2 separate regions of the Homo sapiens genome follow, and region 1 is linked to region 2. Evidence: chromatin loops called from intact Hi-C (ENCODE). Cell type or tissue: chondrocyte. All regions are shown on one strand. Links, peaks and the distances in the headings refer to the core of each region. The heading gives the core; the rest is flanking DNA. Region 1 has its middle 8.6 kb from the start of PERP. Region 2 has its middle 10 kb from the start of CITED2.

The links. A loop is a pair of places that touch in the nucleus more often than their neighbours do. Peaks named below come from ENCODE experiments on the same cell type or tissue, not always from the same donor. Only the 100,000 strongest peaks of a DNase experiment are listed, where the experiment ranks them.
Region 1: a loop joins it to region 2, with 8 times the contacts of the local background. A loop is called at or near these places in 11 of 110 quality-filtered maps.

Annotation. Positions count from the first base shown.
Region 1 is chr6:138,109,685-138,122,412 of GRCh38, reverse strand. No RefSeq gene overlaps it. Among named protein-coding and RNA genes, the nearest start is that of PERP, 8.6 kb to the right of the region's middle. In chondrocyte, for the core only: CTCF peaks have their summits at 6,156 and 6,355 (motif pointing left); no DNase peak of the experiment used is centred there.
Region 2 is chr6:139,357,821-139,370,548 of GRCh38, reverse strand. No RefSeq gene overlaps it. Among named protein-coding and RNA genes, the nearest start is that of CITED2, 10 kb to the left of the region's middle. RefSeq lists an enhancer at 912-1,730. In chondrocyte, for the core only: a CTCF peak has its summit at 5,975 (motif pointing right); a DNase peak (open chromatin) is centred at 8,669.

The sequences.
Region 1 (12,728 bases), core at 1,955-9,954, 1.2 Mb after region 2:
TGTATAATTAGTTGCAAAGTCAAGACCAAAACTCTAGTGTTTTCCAGTCTGATTCCCTTTCCATAATGCTGGTTCAGAAATAACTTGAGAAGGACAAAACCTGGGATATTGCTCTGAGACTCTGGGACAGGGCTAAATATGGTGCATAAGCTGCATTTAAGGCAGCTGGTGTCATCAGACTCTCAGAGGGGCAATTAAATCCACTCTATCATTGCTTACCTGACATACTGAGAGAGTGTTCCTTTCTCCACTTCCCTCCTCTTGGCTTATCTCTGCTGTCTAGGCTCCCTTTCTTTCTTCTCCCTCTCATTCCTTGGTTTCCAGTTCTTTCCTATGCAGAGAGATGCCCTGGGATGTCAGTGATTACACAAGCTGAGCACTGAGCAGTTTTCTCAGAAGATGTCAAGTCTGTACCCACTCTAGTTCTGACGCACCATGGGTAGCTGTTGTTCAGGTCCCAGACCTTCCCAAATATTCTGGCTGGGACTGTTTGATGACCAGTGTGCCTGAAACCCAACTGGACTATATCCCAGATTGCATACGTGATCCAACGCTTGGCTCCTGGTTTTGCAAGACACAATATAGTCTTAAGCCCTGAATTTCTTCAGCGTCATTCTCTCTGACATTCTCTCCCATTGGAATTGTCCTTTTCACTCAAAGTTACTTATGTTATGCTCTGATTAATAAATTAATCTCAAACCATGCCATCAAGGCAACTAACATAGAGCATGTGCTATTTCGTAAGTTTTTAGACATCCTGAAAAATTAGAATAAAAAGCCCATTTCATCCTTTTTAAAGCATGATCTCAAGAGACAGTGGTGTTTAATTTAAAGAGCACAGACTTTGCTGGATAGACCCAGTGCAGAGTCCTGGCAACCAACCCTTTGGATGAGAAATACCAAGCCTTGGTCCAAGGCTACCAAGACCTTGGACATGTTGTTTAACTTCTCTGATCCTCAGTTTTCTTTTCTGCAATAGGGGAGGTATAGTATCTGTCTCTCATGGTTTTTGGAAAGACTGCAGACAATGTACAAGAATTGCTTGCCACAATTCCTGACCCAATGTGAACACTAAATAAATAGTAGCTGTCAATAAATATCCAATTCCTTATATTTTGTAGTTCCCCAGGGAAAGTATGCAACAGACACTAAGTGTATTTGCTTAAAACCTTTATTTCTTTGAAGCCGAAGAGGAGTCATAATCTGCCAGAACAAGTTGCTGGATCTTGACAGCCTAAGGAAATTCTCTTCTTGCAGCTACTGCAAGCTCTCTCCATGTCTCCTCTCAGTGCACTAATCCCATTCATGAAGATTCCGCTTTCATGACCTACCTACCTTCCAAAAGCCCCGCCTCCTAGTACCATTGCATTAGGGGTTCAGTGTCAACATATGAATTTTGGGGAGATACAAACAGTTCATAGCACCGGACTACCCCATAATTCTTTTTCCAGCTCTCCTCTGAATGTTCACTCAGTATGTCTCCACTGGGCACTTAATAGATACTTTTTAATGCTATTTGTTTTCAAATATATTCCATTATGAACTGTCCTCCAAATTAAACTGAAAACTCAAAAGAAATAGACGTGGGAGGGTCTATATTCCTTTCTAGTTGCCACAAATCCAACTGAAAAAGTGCTTGATTAACTCATCTAATTTTAAAAGAAACACTCATTTAAATCTTTCAAAGTGTAAAAAGCTGATTCTCTTGTAATAGAATAACCATATTTAATTTGTGTGTTTTGCCATTTGAGATTTCAACTTTTAAAAAACATCTCTTAGGCCCGCTGGTGCTAACTATACACCAAGATCATATGTAGTAAATGCAAATTTCTATAAATGTAATAAATGAGATTCATATATTTATTAGATTTCTCAGATCAGAAATTTATTGCCATTTTCCAAAACAAAAGCATTTGGTTTCACATATTGAATGTGTATATGCATAGTGCATATGCATGTATACAGAACACTAGGATGAGAAAAAGAAAGACTTAGAGCTTTTGCTTCATTTACAGAAATCTTCATCTGAGTCCAATTAATGAAAATGGTGACAGCACTACAATAACAGACAAGAAATGTTGTAATCTAAGTTCATCTTCAGAGAAATGAAGCAGGATATTTGTCAAAAGACTTGAAGGTATCCCTGTATCCTACTTAATATTCTATGTGAGTTCTAAGAGTCAGCATAGCTCTTTCAACATTCTCTAATTGAACATTAATAAATTAATAAGCCTCCTGGCTGCTGCTCCACTTTGTCTCTCTACATGACAATGTCAGCTGACTCCAAACTGATGGAGGGATGGGTCTCACTGGCAGATGCAGATTTCCTGAATGAGTTTAGGAATTACTTTTTTTTTTAAACAGAGGTGTTAGATATTATAGGATATTTATATATTTTAGAATATTTTCCTCTTTCTCATTTTGAAAACTATGCATCTGACAAAGGTCTAATATCTAGCATCTGTAAGGAACTTAAACAAATTTACAAGGAAAAACAAACAACCCCATTAAAAAGTGGGCAAAGGGACATGACATGCATGTGGCCAACAAGTATATGAAAGGTAGCTCAACATCACTGATCATTAGAGCAGTGCAAATTAAACCACAGTGAAATATCATCTCACACCAGACAGAATGGCTATTATGAAAAAGTCAAAAAATAACATGCTGGCTAGGTTGTGGAGAAAAAGGAATGCTTTACTCCGTTGGGAAGAATGTAAATTAGTTCAACCATTGTGGAAGACTCTGGCGATTCCTAAAGACCTAAAGAAAGAAATACCATTTGACTCAGCAATCCCATTGCTGGGTGTATTAGTTCTGTTTTCATGCTGCTGATAAAGACATAGCCAAGATTGGGCAATTTACAAAAGAAAGAGATTTAATAGACTTACCATTCCACATGGCTGGTGAGGCCTCACAATCATGGTGGAAGGCAAGGAGGAGCAAGTCACATCTTACATGGATGGTGGCAGGCAAAGAGAGAGCTTGTGCAGAGAAACTCCCATTTTAAAAACCATCAGATCTCGTGAGACTTATTCACTAGCACAAGAACAGCACAGAAAAGACCCACCCCCATGATTCAATTACCTCCCACCAGGTCCCTCCCCCAACATGTGGGAACTCAAGAAGAGATTTGGGTGGGGACACAGCCAAACCATATCACTGGTATATACCCAAAGGAATATAAGTCATTCTGTCATAAAGACACATGCACACATATGTTCATCGCAACACTATGCACACTAGCAAAGACATGGAATGAAGCTAAATGCCCATCAATGGTAGACTGGATAAAGAAAGTGTGGAACGTATAGACCATGGAATACTCTGCAGCCATAAAAAGGAACAAGATCATGTTCTTTACAAGAACACAGATGGAGCTGGAGGCCATTTGCCTTAGCAAACTAATGCAGGAACAGAAAACCAAATATTGTATGTTCTCACTTATAAGTGGGAGCTACGTGATGAGAACACATGGACACACAGAGGGAAGCAATACACACTGGAGTCTATCAGAGAGTGGAGCCATGGGAGAAGAAAGAGGATCAGGAAAAACAACCAACGGGTACTAGGCTTAATACCTGGGTGATGAAATAATCTGTGCAACAAACCCCCATGACATACGTTTACCTATGTAACAAACCTGCACATGTACCTGGAACTTGAAAATAAAAGTTAAAAAAAAAGAAAACCAGAAAAAAAAGAGAACATTTTTCTCATTCTCATCTCTATCCACATAGCAAACCTCTTTATTATGTGGCAGTTCTATCTCTTTTTTATTTTCTTTTTAATTTTTTTTGAGGCAGAGTCTTGCTCTGTCACCCAGGCTGGAGTGCTCTTGCTCTGTCACCCAGGCTGGAGTGTAGTGGTACGATTTCAGCTCACTACAACCCCCACCTCCCAGGTTCAAGCGATTCTCCTGCCTCAGCCTCCCAAGTAGCTGGGACTACAGGTGCACGCCACCACACCTGGCTAATTTTTTGTTTTTTTTGTATTTTTAGTAGATACAGCGTTTCACCATGTTGGGGCTGGTTTCGAACTCTTGACCTCAGGATCTGCCCAACTCAGCCTCCCAAAGTGCTAAGATCAGTTCTATTTCTTGAAATGAAGGAATATTGATCCTGGCCGTTGAAGTGGACATTGTAGGAATGCAGAGGAGTGGAAACCTCTGCTTCGAGGTGTTTCAGATCTGTTTGGGGATAAGACAAAGACCTGTGTACAGGCAGGAGACAAGGCCAAGTGGTCTCTGAGAGGTTATTATGGGCTGGGCTAAGGTGGCCTTATTTCCAGGAAGGGACTCACTGAGAGATGCAAACATGTTTCTAAAGCTCCAAATGAAACAAAATGTCAATATAAGAAACAGACTGAAATGTGTGACTTTTAAATACAAAAAGCCCCACAAACATTGATGGCTCCTTCAACTTGTTCAAGAAACAAGTCCAGGTAATTTTAAACACAGCTCAGCTCAGTGTGGGCCTGTGTTTTCTCATTCCCTTCCCCCTGTCTGGTGAGAATATTTGTAAAAAGTATATTTTAAGGGCATGAATAATTTAGGCCTGAGCTGAATATTTATTGGAAATTTTCCAGGCTGAAATAACCCTGGGATGTACAACCGGCATTTTTGTGATAGACCCAGAAGCATAATAATAATTTTTATACTGTAACGAGAGAGACTGCATATGTGTGAGAAAGAATGAGTAGTCTGGAATTGGTTTGGAGAGATAAGTAGAGTCTTAAAATACATGCAGACAACTGGGTATGCTCTACAAATTTCAAATGTGTTCCAATAAATTTAAGAATATGCACATTGAAATGGAAAGTTTTAGAAGTTAATTGCGCAGCTTTGTAAAGATCTGGGCGTGCGGCCCAGTTCTGCCACTTACTAGCTGTGCTATCCAGGAAAACTCATTTAGCTTCCCCATGCCTCAGTTTCCTCATCTGTAACGTAGAAGCAATACTTGTACAAACCTCATAGAGAAGTTGTAAGGATAAGAGAAATTAATGTGTGATTAAAACAGAGACCGGCACGTCACACTATATAAGGGCTGATTGCCATTATTATTATTACTATAACTAATTGTGTGGTGGTTAGGTGCTGAGGCCTTAGAGCCAGAGGGTTGGTCTGGGCTCTAACACTGACCTGTTGAGTAGCCTTAAACAAGTAATTTAAATGATCTGTGGCTCTGTATCCTTATCTGCAAAGTAGGTGTAATCATTGTACCTACCTCACCAGATGAATCTGAAATTAAAGAAATTAATACGTATCTTAGAATAGTGCCACGTGCCTTGAAGCGTTCAATTAACGTTAGCCTTTGTTATTTCTAACTATATTTCTGGGCTGCAGATGACATTGTTTGAGCTCAGCATTTCACTCTCCACTTACCTAGTGACTTTCAAGCTTGGGACTGGTGTTGATAATTTAACTATTTTCAGTAGACAGTATATGTCTATACTGACAACTCATTAACTCCATCTACTTGTTTGTTCCAAATGCTATGCTTAAGTCACAGCTTTTAGCTCAATTAAGAGAATATGACATCAACGTGATAGGTTGCACATATTGTGGCAAGCAGGTCGGAGTTTGAATCCCCTTATTTACCAAGCTAATTTACTTAGTCTCAGTGTTTTCATCTGTAAAATGGGCCTGACAGCATCTAACTCACAGTTAGTTATGAGAATTCAAAAATACATTATTTGTAAAGTAGCTTAGGGTATTCTTAGAACGTGGTTTTAAACAAATGCTTCTTGCTAAACAAATGCTCTTTGCTCCCATTCACTGAAAGGCTGTCAACAATTCCTTTTGGAATGCTGCCACACTGGTTCCAGGGAGGAGGTTAAAACTGGAATTTAGTTAGAATTAAGTCACAGAGAGCAAATGCGTCTGAAACCACCCTTAACTTCTGACTCCTAATAATTATGTTGACTTGGCCAGTTGTGGAGCCTTACACCTGTAATCCCAGGGAGGCTGAGGCTGAACTCCCTTGAGCTCAGGAGTTCAAAAACAGCTCTGGCAACATGGAAAAACCCAGTCTCTACAAAAAAAATATAAAAATTAGCAGGACGTGGTGGTGCACACCTGTAGTCCCAGCTACTCAGGAGGCTGAGAAGGGAGGATCACTTGAGCCCTAGGAGGTCGAGGCTGCAGTCACTGCAGTCAGCCGTGATTGCACCACTGCACTCCAGCCTGGGTAAGAAAGTGAGACCCTGTCTCAAAAAAAAAAAAAAAAAAAATTATGCTGATTGCTCCAGGCCCAAAAGTGACGTGCCTTTTTCTCTGCTCTTGTAGCCCGCAGACATGGCCACGCGTTAGGACAGCTGAATGCACAGCGAATGCTATGCTGAAATATGATGTGCTACTGCCATCTAGTGTTCCAAAGAAATACTTCCTTTTCAATTTTGATTCTCAGAAGTTTTTCATTTATCTCTACTTCCACAGCATTTTCGAGCGATTCATTTCCTTGTGGTTCATTTTTTAACCATCTCAACAGATAGATGACTACGCAGAAGTTCAGAGAAGCCAAGTTTCACGAGTGGTTGTTGACAAAACCAATCATTTATTCACACATTTATCAAGCAATTATGTAACACCTGCATTATGACAGGTGCTGGGGGCATAAAGACGAATAAAATCAGGTCCCTTTCCTCAAGGAGCTCACGGCCCAATAGGGACATAAAAGAGATGACTCGGAACAGTGTGATTAGTCCACATGCTTCCAGGGTTTGGGAGCACTGAGGAAGAGCACGTAGTTACATTAGTTTGGAGGAGGTGACAGAGGGCATAGGCCAGGATTCAGGGACGATTTCTTGGGGGATGTGGTCTGAAGCTGATCTTAAAAGACCAGCAGGAAGTAAATAGGGAGGGGACTGGGAGGAAAGGTATTCCATAAATAGCATCAAGAGAAAAGCAAGAATAGCATCGTGTATCTGAGAAGCGAAAACAGTGGGAAGTGTAAGGCAAGCAGAAGTGACAGGTGCAGCTGGAGAGGCAAACAGACACCAGATCATGGGGAAGGGGTGGGTTTCATATGTCACTTTCAGGAAGCTCAGACTTAATCAAAGACGTGATGGAGAACCAGTGAGCGACGCATGGAGTGTCAGGGGCAGATTCACGTTTAGCTGTCCTTTTAGTGATCTTGTAGGAGGTGGGCTTCGGAGAGGGTGGGGGCTCAGTTAGGGGGCAGCTGCAGCAGTAAAACAATGAGCTAGGGGAGGAGCATTGGGATGGAGCAGAGAGCCTGGATGGCAGAAATATTTAGGAGGTAGAGTAGGCGGCTCATTTCTAAATTACTAAATATAGAGTGAGAGATAAAGAGTCAAGGATGGTCTTGGAGTTTTAATGTTGGTGATCAAGATGATGGAGGTGCTGCAGAGGCTACAGAAAGAAGATGCTGGTTTAGAAGAAGAAAGGGCAGTTTGAACTCTGCACTGGTTGAGGTTAAAGTGTTTGAGTGAGGACCCGGGTGGTGCCATCTGGCTGGAAGTTGGATATAAAACTTTGAAGCATAAAGGAAAGGTGTGAGCTAAAGGTATATATTTGCAAGCCATGAGTACACAGGCAGGGGTTGAAATCACAAAAGTTGATGATGTAACACAAAGAACATGTTTAGAAGGACAAGCAGAATGGTGAAAATGTTTAGAAGGAATTCTAGAGAATACAATACTGGCAGGTGGCGAGGGCAGAGAGAGACTAGCGTGTTAAGGAGAAAGGGAAGGGATGGAGAACCAGCAAGAAAGGAAAAAAAAAATCCCTGGCAGCGGCTAGTTGGCTTGGGAAACTGTAGCTAGGCTATAAGAATCCTATGCTGAACATAAATAGTTTCACACAATAGCAGCATTAGACAGGGTCACTCTGTAATTGTGATGGAGCAAGACAAAAAGTAGACCACTCCCTAATCAGATCTCAACATGGGAAAAACAAAACACCATGGACCCACAAAACAAGATACCCCTCTTCCAGGCATGAGAGATCTCAGAATAAAACATCCACCTCTTGAGCCCTCACCAAGATCACCTAACATCAGCCTCAATCTCACCCCTCCTGTGTGAGGAGACATCCTAACCAAGACATCCCCAGAGTTCCCCATGGTGTGCAACCTCCCTTGCTGCAGCAAGTTAATGAGTTTAATTTTATTTGACTATTGGTGTGTTCTGGGTGGTCTTTGATCAATGGGATTTAATATTTTTATAGGTTCCAAGAGAGCCGAATTTTGTGGAGGAAGACATCAGATTGTCTAGTACAACAAAGAGAAAAGTGATATCCATTGAGTTTTGCAAATCTGAACTAACCAGTGACCTTTGTGATAGCAGGTTCAGTAGAATATGGGGAATATAGGTCTCACTCTCGGACAGATCCTCTATCACCCAACAGGGTGGGTGTAGAAGCTGCCAGCCTGTAGGAGGAGACAGCATCCATTTCCCATGTATCCTATTGAGAGACAGCCTTCAGTGCTCAGTGTCTGGGGCCCTGGCACCCTTAGTGGTGTGTTCCTACTAGCTTAGACAGCTCATTATGCATATTTCTTCCTAACTCTGTTCAGTGGCATCAAGTTGGTATTAGGTTGGCACAAACTTAGTTGCGGGTTTTGTCATTAAAAAAAAAAAAAAAAAAGGGAAAAACCGCAATAACTTTTGCACCATCCTAATAGCTTGAAATCAGCCATAGGGGCAATATTTACACCATGAAAATTGGTAAATGTTATAAATCAATACTTTTTTCTTTTCTTCAGGAAGTTGATTGTTAAACTTTTTTTTTTTTTTTAAATAGAGTCTCACTCTGTCACCCAGGCTGGAGTGCAGTATCATAATCTTGGCTCACTGCAACCTCCGCCTCCTGGGTTCCAGCAATTCTTCTGCCTCAGCCTCCCAAGTAGCTGGGATTGCAAGCACCCGCCACCATGCCTGGTTAATTTTTGTATTTTTAGTAGAGACGGGTTTTCATCATATTGGCCAGGCCAGTCTCGAACTCCTGACCTCAGGTGATCCACCCGTCTCAGCCTCCCAAAGTGCTGGGATTACAGGTGTGAGCCACCACGCCCGGCCTGATGGTTAAAACTTTCTCCATCTCTCCACTGAAGTGAAGAGAGATTACTGAAGGCTGAGGAAGGAATAGGAGGTGACAGAGTGGAGATAATTAAAAGTTTGTATGAGCAGAGGAGAAGAGAGATCAAGCAGGGAGACACAGGGTCAGTGGGAACTAGAACTCAGGTTGCCTGATGTTCTGATCACGGCTTGTTCTGCATCGTGCACTGCTAGGAGGGAAACCGTGTCTTCTTAATGACAGACACCAAATGAAGTCAGTTACTCTGTGTGTGTATATGCAGGGGTGCATGTGTACACACATTTGTGCACATACACACCCGTGTGGAGGGGAGGTTGAAAGAGAGACAGTGGAGTGGCTACAAGTAGGGCCTAGTCCCTCTTATAGAACCACCTCTCACAGCAGTAGATGGAGAAATGAATCTCTTGGGACAATACTATGACCATTTATTTTGAAATCAGCTGTTTGAATCATTGACCCTTTAAATGATCAGCCTTTAAGTGTTTTCCTGCAGAGTGTCTTTAGCTGTTTTAGGAACACAACTAAACCAAAATGCCTGTAAGTTTTGTGTTCAAGCAGTCTTGTTAGGAAAGAATGCTACTGCTTTGTTTACTAGGACAGTTTGTACAGAATTAATGTTTACATTTACAGTTCTTTTTTCTTTTCTTTTTTTTTTTTTGAGACAGGGTCTCACTCTGTTGCACAGACTGGAGTATAGTGGTGAAATTCTCGGCTCACTGCTGCCTTAACCTCCGGGGGTCAAGCGGCCCTCCCACCTCAGCCTCCCAAGTAGTGTATAACACCCTGCCTGGCTAGTTTTTGTATTTTTTTATAGAGATGGGGTTTTGCCATGTTGCCCAGGCTGTTTTCAAACTTCTGGGCTCAAGCAATCTGCCTGCCTATGCCTCCCAAAGTACTGGGACTACAGGCACGAGCCATCACGTTCAGCCGACAGTTCCATTATTTATGGAAAGACTTAATATTTGAAAAATGATTTTAACCTGAAACTGGTATTAGCATGTTGAATTTCCTCAAGGCAGAATTTTAAGTCTTTTATCCAGGGGTCTTTATCTTGCTTTAGAGGAACCCCAGAATAAAGTAGAGCTGCCTTTAACACACACACAATTGTCCTGAAGCAAGGAACTGCAGCAGTTTGTAGGATCTAACTTACTCTAAAAGAAGGAAACTGTGTAACTTCAAAAGTCATATTAATTTGTATAAAATAACTGGCTCTGCCATAAAAAATGCAATGCTTTTATTTGGTATTCCAATAATATTTTTGCATTGAAAGTTATCACTGAATTGATATATGATGGAAAAAAAACATGATAATATATTGCGTTACAGAACACTGAATTGATTTGCCAGCAGTTTGCAATCTGGCTAAAGGTATTACCCTCCTTAGATTTGCATTTCTAAAAGTCTCCATAATTTAGAATGCTAAATTACAGGCTGGTTATGTTCACTGGTAAAGTCATTATCTGAAAAGAAAAATAGAACACCTTAAAAATACTTACAGCCATTCCCAAACCCATGCCTTCACCCAAGGTGGCCACTTAATCTGGAAAGTCGTCCTCCTCCTTTCTGTCTTGTGCAAAACTGAAGTCCCACCTCCTCAGAGAAGCCTTCTACTGCCTTCTGTGGCTCACCCTGGCTTCACAGGTGTTTACTTTATGTCCCCAAACAGGAGTGTTGTCCAACAGTGAGAGTTGTCTATGTGCAATGAAGTGTCAAATAATGAGCTATGAATCCTGGTCCTTTTTACAATACAATGGCATCAGTGACTTGTATGAGTATATATGGAAGACATGTCCACAAAACAAGCAGCAGCAATAAGGAGCAAATGTCCTAAAGGAACAAAGATTGATGGAGATGCTGGCAGGCCAGCATCATGGTCATTCTAGGGATGACATATGACAGCGATAAAAACAATTGTATCATAAGAAAAGCACTAATCTACAATATGAACTGCACAAGTAATCACATCTGTGAGGTTTTAGTTAAGCACAAGTTTACTATGACGGATATCTGTGTAGACCAACAAAAAAACATGCATACCTGGACTCTATTACTAGAGGTGTCATATCTGCTCTGAGGGAGACAAAAGCTCTCTCTCTTCACCACTGCTGAAATCACACCCTGAGTGCTAGGTTTAATTCTGGGCACCACATATTATGAGAGAAATTAAAATCTAGGAGTTGTTCAGAGAAGAGCCAAGACATTGACAAAGAAACTGAAAAAGTTAAAATAACATGAGATGTTCAGCCAGCCAAAGAGAAGAAATGCCAGAGATGAGTGATGGAGGAATGAAAGAAAGGTGATCTCCGCTTAATGTTAGAAGACTTATTATCTGTCAATGATTTCAAGGGGAAAAAATCATAGGATATTATGCTGAGATAGAATAAGGATGACAGTTTTAAAAATAAGACCCTCTAAAAGGAAGAGTGCTCAGAGACCCTCTGAGTTATTTTGAGACTAGACAGATTCTCATGTTCATTTGACAAGTGTTTCTTGGAATTTTATCATGTTCCAGGCACTGGGTACTGTGCACACAGTGGTGAGAGGTAACATGTGACACTTTTGTCAACATCTAATTTACATTGCAGTGGGAGTGGATACAAATTATTCAGAATAAATATATAATTAAAATTGTGAGAAAAGTTTTGAAGGAAAGACATACAGGGCTTTGAGGATGTGTAACGGGAACTTAATCTAGTTGGGGGCTTTCTGTGGAAGTGAAGTTTTGCTGAGGTCAAGGGGTCAGTAGGTGTTCATCAGGTCAGAGGAGCAGGACTGGGTGGGTGAGGTCGAAGAATCCTGGGTTGACGTTTACTGTGTATTCACAGTCACTGTTAATTTACATAAGATACTCTTGGTTTTCTGGATCATGGCTATTGGTTCTAACTCAGGCTATGCTATTATTAAGGACTCTCAATGGTCCACACCTATCACGTGATCTCATCAATGTTCAATGTGAAAAATAAGGCCCTGCATCTTTGCCAAATGGTTGACAGTGGGAGCATTTGCCACATCCAGAGGAAACTCAATCACTCCATATCTACTGGAGGGTACTTCATCCATGGACTCAACTGGACAGCCACAAGAGAACCATGTCAAAGGCCCAATGGTCCTACAGAGATGCCCAGAACGGTGGCAGGGAGATCATGTCACTGCAGCTTGGGAGATAACTAGGAGTAGTTTGGGTGTTTACAAGGACCAAAGAAGGGAAGAAAGGAGACATTTGGATACATCCATAAACTCTTACGAGTGCTTACTGTGATGAATAGCACTATCTCTGCTGTCAGGCTGCCTAGGTTGAAGCCTGGCTTTGCCACTCCGTGACTGCATGGTCTTGGGCAAGTTACTTAACTTCGTTGTGCCTCAGTCCCTTGTGTAAATGAAGGAGATGCTGGTACATGCCTCATAAGGTAGATGTGAAACACCCACTGGGACATAGTAAACTCCAGCAGATGTTTGTTAGCTGCTATTATTATTATTACTATTACTTTCTACCAATTTTTATTTTTAAAATTATTTATTTATATATTTTTGTTGGTAACAGTCATTGGTTTTATAACCATAACCCCAAATTAGAAAAATAAAACCTTTTTGTTTATGGTGATAGTTTCATGGGTATGTACTTATCTTCAAATTCGTCAAGTTGTATATATTAAATATCACTTTTTTGTAT
Region 2 (12,728 bases), core at 1,849-9,848:
GATGCAGAGCCCAAGGAACTATTATTAGATCTTGAGCCCATCCCTACCAGAACAGAGGACTCAAACAGAGGAGCTGGGCTAAAAAGCACAATTTGTCTTCAGTACAAATACAAACGCTCCCGCACCCCAGTTCACTTGAGTGATCTCTGTTTCATTAAAAACTCTTTCTTGATCAACAATTGAGCAGATTCTACATGATATCTGCAGGTCTCTTAAGCAGAGAAAAATAACTCCTTGTTTCAACAACCTGATTAATGAAACCTGTACAGTGACCTAGATCACCCGGCTACTGGCAGACATTTGCAAAACCTTTTGTGGTCTTGCTTCCTACTAAGTTGCTTATAGCATATGGGGAAATTTGACCTCTGTACCTTGGCTGTTTGTCAAAAAGTTCTAATATGATACAAGAGAGCTTCTGTTCTTTAAGCTTTGCCCAAAAATAGACACTCCATGCTTGATTTTCAAGAAGAGATCAATGATAAGCTGCAGTGCAACCTCATAGCTACATGTCAGAAAAATAAGTCCACATTAATAAAAACGTATACTTCTGTCTTGTGCCTGATAAAATCCTCGTGACAGTATCTTTGCGGGAGCTGATAAAGACGTTAGAGCTATGGATGGGTCTTTGAAGAACAGTTACCTAATCACCACTGTTTATGGGGTGCTGGGCTAGAGCACTAGTAGCAGAAGGCTGACATCTATTGTGAAGTTTATGGTCTCCATGACTTTTACTACTGTAAACGCCTGGGATGGCTATAAATTGATGTCAACATTAAAGGCCAGATCCTTTAGAGAAAAATATTAATCCACTAATCTATTATGGGTGGCCAGCTTTGCAATAAAAACTTTGCAGCCCCGGACCATTAGGTGTTTTCGCCCCCTTGTGGAATTTATTTAGAAGGTCAATGAAAAGCTGTTTCCTCAAGAGCTTTTTCGCTTTTTTGTTTGTTTTGTTGCCATTTCTGAAGACTTTGTTTTCTTCTTTGAGCAAACAGCACATATTCGAGCAACACATTTTTTAAATCAAAGAAGATTCCAAAATAAACATCCTTTATAAAATAAGAATATTTTACTTACCAAAAACCTTAACCTATGATTAAGTGTGCATAATTGAGATTTGCCTCATATTTGAAAATATGCATTACCTAAGGGGTTTTCTTTTAAAAGTGTAAGGAGCAGTGGTTTGGGCTGATGCTTTAGCCTGCAAACTGAGGGGATGGCAAACCCTCAGCGCCTCCACAACAGGACTGTTGATTTGCAGTAAGGGTAAATAACAATGCATTTGACGGTATGAGGTTGGAAAGGTGGAGGGAAATATCCAGGAATGCAGAATGCAATTATCCACATTGGAATGTGACCAAGCCACCAGCCCTAATCTTGTGAAAGGACTGCAGGATCTTTAATGAGGATGAGTGTTGCTGTCTAATTGAGTCAGTAAAATTTACTTTAAAATAAACTGGGCAGATAACATTGTCTCCAAAAAATAAATAAATTTAGAATTCAAGGAATTTAAGACCCATGCCATTGGCAATTTTTTCCTCTGCAGTGGAAATGTTTTGCTAGCATGAAAGCAGCAGTACACCTCTTCAGAAATGCATGCTTCAGAGATGGTATTTATCATTTTGGGACTGCACCACTATCATCAAAATCAGCGCTCCCAGGCAGGTTGAGGCTGAGCCTCCAGAAGAGAACAATAGGTAGCACATCAAATGACTCAGCCAGTGAACCCCTATTATCATGGGCTCTGTTTGTCTTCTCCCCCTAGAATAGAAGGAACAATGGCAATGTCAGAATTTTAATTGCAATGGACTGGCTTAAATTACTTGACCTATTTTTATGCAGCAAGGAGAAAAATGATTCTTTTTTTTTCCTGGTAGCCATACTTTTAATTTAAACTGGAAAAGGAAATATAAGAATATTTTCCATCAAATAACATACTGCTGATAATTTTAGTTTGCCTTGTAGTGAGACCTACCTATATTTTAAAAAAATATTAAAACATCTGAAATAAAGAACTTCTTCCCTTCCCAGGAAGAAATTAAACTCATAAGTAATGCAGTAATGCTAAAGAGTGAGAAAATATTCTAAGAGCGGCTGGCGTGAATTTCTATCATATTTTGATATTTATACACAATGAAAGAAAAGCTATGATAAGTAAGAGTCTGTTGTGTTGAGGAACTGAATCCATGATCCTTGGGAAAGAGAAACTATCAGACCGACCTCTTCCATACTGTCTATGAACAAATAATGACTTTTTAGCGGCTGGATTCTTATCAGTTACTTCCTTCCCCTAGAGGAGCACTAAATGAAGCAGCCCCAGGAGGCAGTTAGTGGTGCTTTTTGAGAATTCAGCTTGGCTAAATCAGGACTTGCAGAGTGAGCAAAAAGCACATGAAAGAAAGATGGACGGTGAATATTATTACTTGCTTTATATGTTATTAGTTTTCATTAGGCTGAACTAATCTGAAAGATTAGTGAGGCAGGGGCACAACCAGGGGTGAGGACTGTGGTTCACGGAATTCTTGGAATTTTCCCATGGTATCACCATTGTGCTCAGCCCTGAAATCCCTCCCTTTCTTCCCTCTACAGTAGAGTGGTTACTTGATTACATTTTGGGTTGCTGAACAAAGCCGACAGGGGAATCTGTCTCCTGAGGAGCCTGTAGCAAGGCAAGGTTAGCGTGGTGCGCATTGCAGGAGATATGCAAATAGGCGAGTGGCTTTTGAAAAGTTAATAGTGCCCAAAGAATTCTGCCTGTCCATTCCTGAAAGCTGAGTGGGGAGCAAAATTAAGGCTTGAGTGCAAGTCAAACTAGCACAAAATCAGGAAAAGTCAGCCAACTCCAGATTGTCAGTACTGTTTTTATGAACACATGCTACAGTGAAGGAAATGGGATTGGAGGCTATTGAGGTCTTTTCTCTTTGGGTTTTCCTATGGATTGGTATAACATTTGGCCTTGTGATTTCCTTAGTCACTAGGCCACAGAATTTTATTGTTGTTAGTGGTGGTGGTTTATTCTCGTAACCCACTGGGTTTGGGGTTTGGTTTGGGTTCCGTTGGGTTTTTTGCTTCATGACAGTTGCTATCTCCTTAAAGCACATATAGTATACTTCAATTGTGCATACACATTCTTAGATCACCTTGTAAATATGGCCCCGTTGCATGTATTTTGGATAACTCTTGAAAGGAGGATAAGCAAGATGATGACCAGTTTCATACATCTCTCTTCACCCTATGTGTTTAGCAAACATAAGGACGATGAGGCCAGTAGGTGAAAAATGATTGAACTGACTGTTATGTTCCTAATATGAACTTAAATATCTAAATGTTTCTAAGATCCCCTTCTGACACCATTTTTTGGATCAATAGTTCTCAGCTGGGTAGAGGTACCTCTCAGGCTGGGGAGAAGGGAGAGAAAACAGTAACTTATAAAAACATATTCCATACTATATTTGGACAGATGTTTTAATACACATTCTTTTAGTAAAACAAAATGTAGAAAGACATTTCAAACTCTTATTATTTTTTTATTTATTTTGTTTGAGACAGAGTCTTGCTCTGTTGCCAGGCTGGAGTGCAGTGGCGCAATCTCAGCTCACTGCAACCTCCACCTACTGGGTTCAAGCGATTCTCCTGCCTCAGCCTCCTGAGTAGCTGGGACTACAGGCACGCACCACCATGCACAACTAGTTTTTTTGTATTTGTTGGCCAGGATGATCGCAATCTCTTGACCGCGTGATCCACTCACCTCGGCCTCCCAAAGTGCTGGGATTACAGCGTGAGCCACTGCGCCTGGCCTCAAAATCTTCTTGACTGATAGGGCATAGATTTTTAAATGGTAAGAAACACTGTTTAGACTGCATGGGATCAAATCGAAGAAATTTACCCTTCAATCAACATCTCTTAACAAATCTCTCTGTTGACCATAAGTTTCCTGTGGCTGCCTTGGTTGAGCACTTACTATGTGACAGATATTGTGGTAGGCACTTTACATACATAATCTCATTTAATGCTCACAATATGCTTGCAAGATTCATGATATTCTTCCAAATTTACATAAGGAAATTGACATTTAGAGAGGAAGTCAACTGCTCAAGGACAACACAGTAGCGGATAGAGGAGCAGAGTAGTTTCCAGACCTAGCTTCCGAGTCAGTGCTCTTTCTAAGACGCAGTGCTGCTGTGATAAACCAAATGACACCTATTCTTAAATGCCACTGATTGTAAAATGATCAATAAGTGATTAAGAGAAAAACCCATTACATTACATGAACACAAGTTCTAAAATATATGAACACAACTATACCATGTATTTATCCGTACAATCACACACCGTTTCCTTTTGGGATTCACAAGATTCGGGTCTACGCTTTTTCAAATTTGGTATAAAAATTCCTCCAAATTAAGTGTGACCCCTGAAAGTGCATGAGTAGCCTCATGGTGAGCTGCTTACCCCTTCTTAATATTTTGACCTCGTTAGCACTTCAAGTCAAATGAAAGAATATCAGTGATTTAAATTGCGGTTTCAGTTTTTTTTTCCTTAACTGAATTCCTTCTTGCTGGAAATAAACAGTTTCTTTCAGAAATTAAGCCAATGCCTTACCCTCCCAATTCTATACTCTATTAAATGAGAATGTTAGTTACTAAATTCTGGCACATAAATATGACCGCTTTACAACTCGCCCAACTGCCTGCCAGCGATTATGTTTTAATATTGATTATAAGATTCAGGCTGATTTCATAATGTTAAGATTTTTTTTAAGTACATGTTAGAATAAAGGAAATACAATATTTAGTTACTTTACACTTAACTAATCTTCCTCAATTTATCCAAAGTTTCTTGATGCAAATGTAAACTCACATTCTCTTACTTTGGTCTTCTATGGAAATGGAGAACTCTTCTATTAATAGTTACTGAAAAGAATAGTAGATCAGGAATAAAAAACATAGGTCTAGTCTTAACTCTGCAACCAAATAGCTGTGTAATTTAATCATTGTTGACTCAAGTTTCTCCATCAGTAAAATGAAGATGTTTAATTAATACATCTTGTATTCAAATTCTCATGAAGAAAACATAAGCCCGTTCCTATCATTTCTCCTCCTCTGAAAACATGGAGTACAATATTATAAGACCACCTCAAAACCTGTTCCATCATTCTTACCATTGTTTTTCCAAGCTCACCGTGAGTCTGTGGGTGTGCCATAGACCTGACCCAGTTGTGTCAACTTTCCAAAGATTGGAATCGTCTCTGTAAATATTCCCTTTCATTGCCATAATGAGCACAAATTTTGGCTACTGAGATTTATCAGCCTGCAAGCAAATGCCAAAAAAGCTTGCCACCCTAGGAAATATTTCCAGAACATGACATTGCAAATTTGCTGATGCAGTTGTTTAAATTATGTGTGTGTGTGTATGGTGTGTAACTTACTGAAAATAATTCGATCAATTCTTTATTTCAGGTTCTGTTTTATATTCTTACAGATTAATTTCACTTTTCCAACCTCATAAATAACAAACCATAACTATTTGAACTCTCTTCCTTTCAAACATCTTTTCCTGGGCCACAATTATTATCGTCATCATTAGCATAACTGTTAGTATTATTTACTTTCTCAGAGAGGCAATCCTATATACAATGCTAAGTCAGAGGAAGCTAGCATGTGTTGAACACTATAATAAGCAGATACGTAAGAGTTTTCAAGTAGTTAAGAGGCATTTGTCTATATCCATTTATCTATTTCTCCCTCCCCAACTTTACAACACCACATTCCACCAGTTTGGGAAATCAATTATTTAGCTAGATGATCAACTAATAGATTAGTTGAAAATTGTTAAACAAAAGTGTATCATAATACATAACTATCCAGGAAATAATTATAGACTGACATGTAAAAGTAATGTAGCTAAAGAACCATGATAATGTTACAAAATATTTGTTCCTTTCATCACTTAACCACTAGATGGAGCTAAAGGTCTGTAAATTCAAATTTGCGCTTTTCTCCTGAGCTGCTGGACTGTCATTTCCTTAAAGAATTTGCCCCCATCCCCACTTACCATTTCCTGTTTGTATTACTGAAACAAAAAATATCCTATGTGACCTATTTTAACCCTCAAAATTAAAAATATGTCAAGGTCACCCAAATACACTCTGCCCAAGCACCATTGCTCGCTACAGTCTAATAAAAATAGGAAATTGACAAAAGATGTCTTTGAGCAACTCCACTTTTTTTTTCTTTTTTTTAAATTATACTTTAAGTTCTAGAGTACATGTGCACAACGTGCAGATTTGCTACATAGGTATACATCTGCCATGTTGGTTTGCTGCACCCATTAACTCATCATTTACATTAGGTATTTCTCCTAATGCTATCCCTCCCCCTACCCCCCACCCCACGACAGGCCCCGGGGTGTGCTGTTCCCCGCCCTGTGTTCAAGTGATCTCATTGTTCAGTTCCCACCTATGAGTGAGAACATGCGGTGTTTGGTTTCCTGTCCTTGTGATAGTTTGCTGAGAATGATGGTTTCCAGCCGCATCCATGTCCCTACAAAGGACATGAACTCATCCTTTTTTATGGCTGCATAGTATTCCATGGTGTATATGTGCCACATTTTCTTAATCCAGTCCATCATTGATGGACATTTGGGTTGGTTCCAAGTCTTTGCTCTTGTGAATAGTGCCACAATAAACATACATGTACAAGTGTCTTTATAGTAGCATGATTTATAATCCTTTGGGTATATACCCAGTAATGGGATCACTGGGTCAAATGGTATTTCTAGTTCTAGATCCTTGATGAATCTCCACACTGTCTTCCACAATGGTTGAACTAGTTTACACTCCCACAAACAGTGTAAAAGTGTTTCTATTTCTCCACATCCTCTCCAGCATCTGTTGTTTCCTAAGTTTTTAATGATCGCCATTCTAACTGGTGTGAGATGGTATCTCATTGTGGTTTTGATTTGCATTTCTCTGATGGCCAGTGATGATGAGCATTTTTCTCATGTGTCTGTTGGCTGTTACATAAATGTCTTCTTTTGAGGAGTGTCTGTTCATATCCTTTGCCCACTTTTTGATGGGGTTGTTTTTTTCTTGTAAATTTGTTTAAGTTCTTTGTAGATTCTGGATATTAGCCCTTTGTCAGATGGGTAGATTGCAAAAATTTTCTGCCATTCTGTAGGGAGCAACTCCACTTTCTTCCCCTTTTTAACCCCTTCCCTTTTTGAAGTGTTCTCCTGCCTTTCATTTGCTCAGGTATCAGTGGCTCAATTTTCTGCCCTGCTGGGACGTTTATATCTTAATAGAGAAATTTGAGAGAGAGAGCATTTAAAACTAAAGGAAGAAATTTTGAATGGTAGGATTTTGTGCATCATTCAGAAAGATATTTGAAGGTCCCTAAGCCTTTCTCTATCTTTTTCTGACCCTGAAATCATTCCTTTTTCCTGTCTCTCCTACCTCTCAAGCCAGTGCTATTCAAAATCTTATACGAGGCCCTTTGCTCCTACCTTAAATATTGGTGTTTGCCAGACTTCTTACCTCACCTCACTAGTCAATTTCATCTATTTCTAAAGGGCTCTGATACCACCTAGAAATTGAGCATTTCAAAACCCAGATGTCCAGCCCAGACCTCCCCAATCTCTGCTTACTACTGAATGAACACACGCACGTGCACACACAGACACACACACACACACACACACACACACACTGACGTCTGATACACATTGAAGTAGAATATGTCCAAGACTTTATTCAATCCTCTCTCATTCACTTCCTGTGTTCTGATTCCTGGTTAATGGAACTGCTATTCATCCAGACACTGAAACCAGAAATCTAGAACTTTCTTCCATTCCTTCCCTCTTCTTCACCACCAGCCAAGCTACTTAGTTACCACATTCAACAAACTTGCCGCCTGCCTAAAATGTGCTTTCCTTCCTAAACCTCCCTTAGGTCTTTGTGAGAATTTGCTTCCTAGATGGCCACACTAATTAAAATGGAAAGCCGTCTCCAGCTTTTCCCCATGGCATGCCCTATCCCTTTAATCCTGATCAACTTTTCCCCAGAGCACTGCCAAGGGTGTTTCAAACTCTGTAAAGGCCCGGCACGGTGGCTCACCCCTGTAATCCCAGCACTTTGGGAGGCCGAGGCGGGCAGATCACGAGGTCAGGAAATCAAGACCATCCTGGATAACACGGTGAAACCTCATCTCTACTAAAAATACAAAAAATTAGCCGGGCGTGGTGGCGGGCGCCTGTAGTCCCAGCTACTCAGGAGGCTGAGGCAGGAGAATGGCGTGAACCCGGGAGGCGGAGCTTGCAGTGAGCCCGGATCGCACCACTGCACTCCAGCCTGGGTGACAGAGCGAGACTCCGTCTCAAACAAACAAACAAACAAAAACTGCCTGTAAATTTTTTGACACTCATCTCATCAAAACAGCATTAGGCCTCTTCCCTGAATCTGAGGTTCACTTATGGACTCTCTTCCTGTGTAACTTTCAAGACTGAATAAGAAAACACCGCATAGCTTCCCCTTGGTTCTCTTGGGACACACGCCTCTGGAGCTCTGGGCTACAATATAAGAAGTCCAGCTACCCTGACACGGCCATGCTGTAAGGAAGCCATGCCACAGGGAAAAGCCATGTGTAGGTGCGTCCACCAGCAGCAGCAGCCAAGGTTCCCAGGTGATAGCCACTATCGACTGCCTCCAGGTGCTTCCAGGGTCCAGCTGTCGAGTGCCAGCATCTGTAGCATCTTCCCTGTGGAACCCCCAGGTATTATACGCTATGGAGCAAAGTCCTTGCACTAGCTCAGGCCAACTGAAATGGTGAATCTGGGCAGCCATGTTTATACCATAATGACCCTGTCTCCCAATGATACAGCAGATTGGACTATGGGCAAGTAGCTGTCAGGAAAGGCTAGCACATTGGCTGGCCGGGAAAACTCCAACAAAGAGACAGAGAAACTATAGTCAAAGAAAGCATGGAGGTGTTTTTAGTGAAATTATCTAATATTGACCCTGTAATGTCCTCTGGAAGCCATGCACTCATACTGAAGAGCAGAGAAACTGGTTTGCAGAAGTCAGCGGGAGAGTGGAACACATTGCCTGAACAAAGCAATAGTAAGAGACCATCTGGTGCTAAATCAAGATAGATGGAGAGGGAAGACACATCTGTCCCGGGCAACTTCCTGGTTTCCTGATTAGCACCCACCATACCCACAGTTCCTGTAAGATGTGTCTATGCCTTTTGTAATTTGTCTAACTTGAGGGATTTTGAGAATATCTATTTTATTACTCTGTGCTTTTGCACATGCTGCTCCCTCTGCCCAAAAGGCACTTCCTCATCTTCATTCCTTTGCTGAAATGTCCTTCAATACCCACCTTAAGTATCTTCTTCTCTGAGAAACTTCCTCATATACCTCCCTACTTTGCAGCACCCCTATACCTTATAAATACCTCTGTTTGTATGGATTACGTACACAGTATTACAATTATTTGATAATAAGTTTCTCTCTTCTACTTTGCAATCATATCTATTAAGAAATTTTTAGCTGCAAATAATAGAAATCCTGATTCTGGCTTAAACCATGAGAAATACATTTATTATCTGTCAAAAGTCAAGAAGGCAAGGGCAGGCTTCAGGGTTGATTAATTCACTGATCAATAATGTCCACAAAGACTCAGGCTTCTCTCATCTCTCTCCTGGGCTGTCGTCAGTGTTGGCCGCACCGTGGACCGGTGACAGGTGGCATGAGCAGAGCTCACGTGACAAGTAGGGAAAAGAAAACTTTCTCCAGAACCATCCTTTTCTTCATGTATCATGTCATGGACCAATTTCTGAACCAACCAACCACTGGGATTGGTTTTACCATGGGGTGGAATTATCACAATTGACTTAATCACCTCGGTGTGAAATGGATATTAAACTGACAACTCCATCACCAGAAGAGTTAACAGCGAAGCAGACCTTTTCTAAAATTTCTGTTTCAAGGCATAGATTTTAAGCTGTAATTGACAGGGACTCTTTTTAAAGTTTTTTTTTTTTCCAAATCTTCTTCATATAATAAAGACATATATAGCTAACAAAATTATATCATAAATCACTCAGAGAGGGTTTACTTGATTAAGGTTGAAATGTCTTCTATAAAGCAACATTTGTTAATATAAATAAATATTCTATTAAAAAGAAGTATATGGTCATTATGTCTTCATTTCTAGCCCTTCAAAATATGTTTGATATTCCCTTGTTAATATGACTAATAAGTAATTTTTCTGCACCAAGAAAATCATGTACATTTTGGCAGGTGATTAATCTCTGTGCAAAATGAACAGAATCTAATATTTATGAACAAATTACTGATAGCTATATAATCTATTTCCATAATAAATGCACTGGTCCGTATGACAAAGCCAAAAAGAATATAAAAACAGCCTGACAAGATTCAAACACGGAAGATAAGAAAACTCTAATATATGGCCGTGAACATCTTCTGTTCTGTCTACTCATTGCTTGTCCTACCCTTCCACAAAATGCCACTTTTTCACTTTAGTTACATACGTCCATGTGAAAATTCCCATAATCCTATGTGCCCTGGGCACAGTGAATGGCTAGGGGTGCCCAGATGGGCCCAGTTGAAACATTCATCACACTTTCATCTTACCCTCTGGCTGCAGCTAATTGGTCTGTGGATAACACTGACCCAACAGAAACCTTCCCACAGGAGTTAGCTTTCTTCCTTTCTTCTTCATTTTAGTAATTTTGGGGGCACAAATAGTTTTTTGTTGCACAGATGAATTATGTAGCAGTGAATTGAGATTTTAGTGCTCCCATCACCCATGTAGTGTACGTTGTACCTAATGTGTAGTTTTTTATCCCTAACCCCCCTTCCACCTTTCCTGTTCTGAGTACCTATAGTCCAATATATCACTCTGTATGCCTTTGCGTACTCACAGCTCAGCTTCCACTTATCAATGAGAACACATGGTTTTTGGTTTTCCACTCCCAAGTTACTTCACTTAGAATAATGGCCTCCAGCTTCATCCAAGTTGCTGCAAAGACATTATTTCATTCCTTTTAATGGCTGAGTAGTATTCCATGGTGTATATATACCACATTTGCTTTATCCACTCATTAGTCAAAGGGCACTTAGGCTAGTTCCACATCTTTGCAATTGTGAATTGGGCTGCTATAAACATGCACGTGCAAAGATTATTTTCATGTAATGACTTTTTTTCCTCTGGGTAGATACTCAGTAGTAGGGTTGCTGGATCAAATGGTAGATCTACTTTTAGTTCTTTAAGGAATCTCCATACTGTTTTCCATAGAGGTTGTACTAATTTACATTCCCATCAGCACTGCATAAAAGTTCCTTTTTCCCCATATCCATAGCAATATCTGTTGCTTTTGACTTTTTAATAATGGCCATTCTTGAAGGAGTAAGGTGGTATTGCACTGTGGTTTTAATTTGCATTCCTCCCCCTCCCCCAGGAGCTTTTAACTTGACAACAGAGAGATCAAGTTTTAAGTCCTCTTTAGTGATGAAACTATGAGCCTGTAAACTGCTGTTAGCCATACTTCCAGCCGTGTGAAAGAAGTGAGTGTGGGAGAATACACACTCTGTTCATCTGTATTCACACTGCTAAGAAGATATACCCAAGACTGGGTAATTTATACAGGAAAGAGATTTAATTGACTCATAGTTCAGCATGGCTGTGGAGGCCTCAGGAAACTTACAATCATGGCAGAAGAGGAAGCAAACACGTCCTTCTTCACATGGTGGCAGAGAGAACCATCAGATCTCGTGAGAACTCACTCAGCTATCACAAGAACAGCATGGAGGTAATTGCCCCCATGATTCAATGACCTCCCACCAGGTCCCTCCCACAACACATGGGGATTATGGGAACTACAATTCTAAATGAGATTTGGGTGGGGACACAGCCAAACCGTATCAACAGAAAATATGAAGAAAGAAGCAGAAACAAAAAGGTAATCTGTTACTATCTGAGTCCCTGAGGTCTAGGTGCAACTTAACCCTTCCTGAAGTTTGGTTACGAGAGACAATAAAATTTTCCCTTCCAGAACTAATTTGAATTGTGATCAAACACATGAAACAAAATTATCTTGACTAATCATACTAATACTAACACAACTTTCATCTCCACTGTATTTTGTTTGTTTGCTTGCTTGCTTTTAAATATTTTCCTGAAGTATATGTTTGGGAGGGACTTCTATTTTATGTATACTTTCAAAGTCACTTAAAAATGATCTTTTCAGGAAACAATATGAGAGATATAACATGTCTGTATTAAAATTCACTTTTTTTCTCCTTGGATAAGGCTTCTAGCATTGTCTTGCACCAATATTACAGTAAGTAATGGACATTGTGAAGTGCTGCTCAAATCCCCCTTCAGGACTGAAGAACTTCTTCCCTCCATTACTGGGAATACTGTCAGCAAATGGCCCTCAACTGACACCTTCTTCTGGAATTTCCTCACCACCTTGCTCAAGGTCACACCCCTTCTGGAGGCAGCCTGCATACAGTGTCTGGAATAAAGGCCTGGCTCTCTCGTCAAGTTGGGACAATTCTGGGAGACCACCCTAGGAGCTTCCCATGGATGAACTGAGGACTTTCTTGAGGCTGCATTGAAGTTCATCTTCTGCCCAATCTGTCCTTCCGCTTCCTTCCACAGGCGTTGCTTCCAAGACCACTCCCAATCCACTCCCAGCATT